Linked DNA regions of Homo sapiens: region 2 is linked to region 1. The links are chromatin loops, found by intact Hi-C in ENCODE. Cell type or tissue: HCT116. All regions are shown on one strand.

The links. Hi-C counts contacts between places; a loop is a spot of excess contacts. Peaks named below come from ENCODE experiments on the same cell type or tissue, not always from the same donor. Only the 100,000 strongest peaks of a DNase experiment are listed, where the experiment ranks them.
Region 2: it touches region 1 in a loop (4-fold over the local background); 53 of 110 quality-filtered maps call a loop at or near these places.

What each region holds. Positions count from the first base shown.
Region 1 is chr21:46,146,452-46,148,951 of GRCh38, reverse strand. All of the region lies in intron 7 of FTCD (formimidoyltransferase cyclodeaminase), which reads left to right. Among named protein-coding and RNA genes, the nearest start is that of FTCD-AS1, 3.9 kb to the left of the region's middle. In HCT116, a CTCF peak has its summit at 1,386 (motif pointing left); a DNase peak (open chromatin) is centred at 1,351; H3K27ac peaks cover 684 bases.
Region 2 is chr21:46,211,422-46,213,921 of GRCh38, reverse strand. It overlaps LSS (lanosterol synthase), which reads left to right. Exons shown (of 22, transcript NM_002340.6): 10 at 87-184; 11 at 870-897. Among named protein-coding and RNA genes, the nearest start is that of LSS, 16 kb to the left of the region's middle. In HCT116, no CTCF peak of the experiment used is centred here; no DNase peak of the experiment used is centred here.

The sequences.
Region 1 (2,500 bases):
CCACAGTGTAATTATCAAAATCAGGAAATTCAACACTGATACAATCCTAGTATCTAATAATCCTCAGGCCATAATCAAATTGCTTCAGTGTCCCAGTGATTCCCATCATAGCGATTTCTCCTCCAATCCGTGATCCAGTTCACGTAACACAGAGCACTGAGCCAACCTTTTCTCCTTTCTTCCAACTGTTCCTGTCTTCCTTGTCCTTCATTGACCTTGACATAGTTTCAAAGGACAGACTTTTAAAAGCGCCTCAGTGGGGACTAGTCTGATGTTGCTTGTGGCCAGATGTAGTTGTGCATTTTTATTTTAATTTAATTTGTTACTTCTTTTGAGACAGGGTCTTGCTCTGTCACCCAGGCTGGAGTGCAGTGGCACAATCACAGCTCACTGCAGCCCCAAACTCCAGGGCTCAGGTGATCTTCCCACCTCAGCCTCTCAAAGTGCTGGGATTACAGGCAAGGACCACTATGTAGTCCTGGCTAATTTTGTACAGATGGGGTTTTGCTCTATTGCCCAGGCTGGTCTCAAACTCCTGGACTCAAGCAATCCACTCACGTCAGCCTCCTAAAAGTGTTGGGACGACAGGTGTGCACCAACACGCCCAGCCAGTTACGCATTTTTGGCAGGAAAAGCATAGATGGTATTGTGTCCTCCTCAGAGACGCCGACTCCCCATGATGCTCATTTTCTCAGGGTGCCGACGTGGACCCGTCACTTGCCAAGGCGACCCCCTTCCTCCTGGACCCTTCACTGCAATGTTACTATTTTTCCTTTTGCAATTAATACGTTGTGGGGAGTACTTGAAGGTGTTTAAAGTATTGAGTAGGTAAATACCTGTTTATTACTGAAATTCCAGAGTTTTAGGAGCCAGTGACAGCATTCCAACGTCATCCTTTCTGTCTAAGCAGCAGCTGTCGCTTCTCCACATTTCCTTGTCTTCTTATGTGTGAGGCCCCGTCTGCTTTCCAGTGTGGCGTTTTGTCTTCTTCTTTTTTTTTTTTTTTTTTGAGATGGAGCCTCACTTTGTCACCCAGGCCGGAGTGCAGTGGTGTGATCTCGGCTCACTGCAACCTCCACCTCCCGGATTGAAGCAGTTCTCTGCCTCAGCCTCTCGAGTAGCTGGGATTACAGGCGTGTGCCACCGCACTTGGCTAATTTTTGTATTTTTTTTTTTTAGTAGAGACGGGGTTTCACCATCTTGGCCAGGCTGGTCTTGAACTCCTGACCTCGTGATCCGTCCGCCTCAGCCTCCCAAAGCACTGGGATTACAGGCGTGAGCCACCGTGACTGGCTGGGGTTTTGTCTTCTTTACCTGAAGGGCCCCATGCCTGCGGCCTGCACAGGTCTGGCTGTGCCCGTGGCTGCGTGCTGCCTCCTTGTGGTGAGGCTGCTTTGCTTTGTGTTGTGTGATTTTTGATTGCCAGTGCATGCTCTGTGGAATTTTATCTATGGTAATTCTTGGACACCTGGGTTCAAAGTTTTCTCCTCCAAGGAGGGTTTGTGCTGGCGCTTGTGGACACTGCCTCACAGGACCCCCTGAAGCTGAGTTTTTGGCTTGGAGTTCTGGAACCACACAAGAGTGAATTCGGTGTCGGGTGAGGCCTGCAGCCCTGTCAGGGTGGCTTGTGATTAGGAATTCCCAGGAGATTTTTTTTTTTTTCCTGCTTCACCCAAAGGGAAGGCAGGGACTGGGAAGTACCTCAACTGTTTCCTCTGGCGGGTGGCTGTTTCTAATTCATCCTTGGGGGTGTCACCTTCCAGGGGTCTCCAGTCGGACCCCACTCTGAAGGCCCCAGACCTCCCCCACTCATCAGGGGCTGCCAGAGAGGGGCAGTTGCCCCCAGGGCAGACCCAGCTCCAGGCTGGCAGGCCTTTCCGGACTCGTCTTTCTGGTCGTGTCTGGTTTCGAATGATGTCCTGTCTGCTAGCTTAGCCAGGCCTTTAAAATGCCCGGCATCTTCCTGGGGTTTTCTGCGGAAGGAGGCTTTGCCTTGTGGCTTGCTGGTTCTATGCCACGGGGAGGCACTCTCCACCCCGCCCGGCTGCTGTCCGTCTCTGTGGGGTGGGGTGGGGGTCGCATAGCCAACGTGTTCTGAATGGGTTTCCCAGAATGAATTCTAATCTTAAATGGGACTGTCACAACTTTATTTTGAATTTAGGTAAAACTCACTTTTGTGGCATACAAGTTTATGTGTGGGTGACTTGGGGCTGTTCCTCAGCTTTTGAGGACTTGTTAGATGTGAAGACTTGGTGAATTAAAATCTTTCCCGCCCGTCAGCGATGGGGCAGTGGTGCTGGGGGGCGGCGAAGCATGAGCAGCAGTTTGCTGAGGGGTCCCCAGGGGGCAACTCCTTTCTCTGGGCCTCAGGTTCCCCAAGGGCAACTCAGGGTGATGGCTGTTTCCAGAAGCCTGTACGGGGTGCCTGCTGGGGCGGGGCCCACAGGGCTCCTGGCGGGGCAGAGGTGGGGGGTGCCAGCCACGCCCCTGCCCTGCTCCC
Region 2 (2,500 bases), 65 kb before region 1:
GGCTGCTGTGGATCTGGACGAGACCTTGTCCCTGGAGGCTGCTGTGGGTCTGGAGCGGAGCCTTGACAGGGCTGTCTCTCCTGCAGATCTCGAAAACCATCAACATGCTTGTGCGCTGGTATGTGGACGGGCCCGCCTCCACTGCCTTCCAGGAGCATGTCTCCAGAATCCCGGACTATCTCTGGTGAGTGTGGCTGGGATATGCTGGCGGGGCCTCTCACGAAGACTGGATCTGAGCCCCAGCTGCATCCCAGTGAGGGGGCCCCCACGGTGCCATCTGGGAATACTGCCAGGGAATACCTCCAGGAACCAGCAGTGTCAGGGCTTGTGGAAGCCACTGAGGGTTGTCTTTGAATTGGAAGATTTGCCACCCAGTGGAAGTGTGGGGTGTTCCCAGAAGGTAGAGTGAGGAAGGGGGTGGTAGGTAGCAGGGCAGGTTCAGGTTGGCATCAGGAGGCCTGTGGACAAGGGGAGCTTGTCAGCCATGGACTGTGCCCTGGAGGTGGGGCCCCTGTCATGGAGGGCAGAGAGCCGTCCCATGGTGGGAAGCTTCCGCTGTACAGGCCTCTTCCTCTGGTGCCTCAGCACTGCACGAGGGCGGCAGGGCTGGCACAGCCTGGGGTCGGGGAGCCTCCCGCTGCCCCTTGCCTTGGGTGTGGCCCTTCTGGGTGAGTGTGTCCTGTTTTCCATAGAGTGTGGCCCTCACCCCCAGGAGCCCAGCAGCCCAGCTGGGGTGGCATCCAGGCCAGTGCCAGGCCTCGGGAGGGGACAGACGGCCTCTCTGGGACCCTCCTGAGTGCAGGGTCTGGGTAGCAGCTGGGCTTCCAGCTTTCTCCTTGCACCTGACTTGGGCTTTTTTCTCCTCACAGGATGGGCCTTGACGGCATGAAAATGCAGGTAAGGGCTGCGGGACTGCGGCTGCATGCTTCCTTTGCAATCATGTCTCCCCTTTATTATTTTTCCTTTGGGGTTCAGAAATAACTCCTCCTGGACCAGGTCCCGGCAGCGTGCGACTAGAGGCTGAGTCAGTTGAGGCCTCTGGCCGTGTCCCTGTGGGTGCTGTTGGTCTCTGTGTGGGTGCCCACCGTTCTCGATGTCTGTCTGCAGCTGTCCTGTTTGCTTTTTGCCCTGATGATCTGAGTGGGCTCAGCTGTGTAACGACAGACCCAGAGCTGCAGAAGCTCTCATCTTGTTACTGTGGCAGGAGGTGGCTCTGGTTAGTGGGGGCTTCTCCTCCATGCACTCTTAATTTAAGGGGCTTCTTCTTAAAGGTCCTGGGTGGACAGGACAGGAGCCTGGAGGACCGTGGTGGCGTGTGGCCGGGCCTGGGAGCTCCCCGTGGACTTGGCCTGAGTGGGCTGGAACCCAGTCATGAGGGGCACCAAGCACAAGGAGAGGGGAGGCCGGTGGATCCTGGCTGACCCTGGTCCTGTCCTGGCTCTGGGGGCCCTGTAGACCGCAGTCCTGTCCGACTGGGCTGAGCCTGCGCCCCTCTGTGCGTGTCAGAAGCCCAGACAGTGTTGCCCTGTGTCTTGTGGTCTAAGGAGGGTTACGCCCTGCGGTGCCTGTCTTCTGTCCCCCACCTGATTCAGTGTGGAAATGTGGAGTCTCCAGAGGTGTCCTGGGTGTCACATTTGGGATGGATACACGTGGGCCCAGCACTGCCCGCCCCAGGGCTACCCTTGGTGCCAGGTGCCCCCAGCCACGAGCTTTTACCCAGCTGGCCTTGAGCTCCCCAGAGGCTCCCCGGACACTGTCCGTGTTTTGTGAAAAGGTTTTCAAAACACATGTAAAGTGGAGGTGAGTAGCAAGCCCTAGAGCAGGCCCTGGCCTCCCTGCCCCTCCCTGTCCCCTCCCTGCCCCTCCCTGCCCAGCGCTCCCTCAGCACCGACTCATCAGTGCACCTCAAGCTGATGAGGGCGTCTGTGTTTTGACAAAATTGCTCTGAGGTTGTCACACCCAACAAACTTATGACGGTTCCTGAGTGTAGTCCTCACGTTGTGGCTGGTGTTTGTGAATCAGGATTCAGGCCAGGCCTGCACAGGCCTTCAGTTGTTGGTCTTTGAGCTCCTGTTAGTCCAGCCGTCTCTCGTGGTCTCTTTTCTCCTCCTGGAAGGTTTGTTCCTGAAGGGCTTCACATTGCAGATCTGACTGGTTGCTTCTTATGTTCCCTGAGTTTTTGTAAACTGGCCAGGCCCTGAGGCTCGATCCCATTGTGTTTCTTTGGCGAGAATGCTTTTCTGGTGGTCCCTGCCTTGTCCCTCCAGTGCACGATGTCTGGATGCCTCTGCCACACACCACCCCCTGCCCAGTCCCCATGTCTGTCTGGTCAGTGCCCAGCTCTGTCTCACTAGGGTTTGGTCACCGGCCCTTTGAACTGAGACCAGGCTGTGTACCTGTGAGCCCAGCTCGGGGTGAGATTTGAGGTGGAGCCTTCCCAGCCCTGTGCAGAATTCCCATCACCTCCAGGTGTACTCAGAAATGGGGATCATTGGCCAGG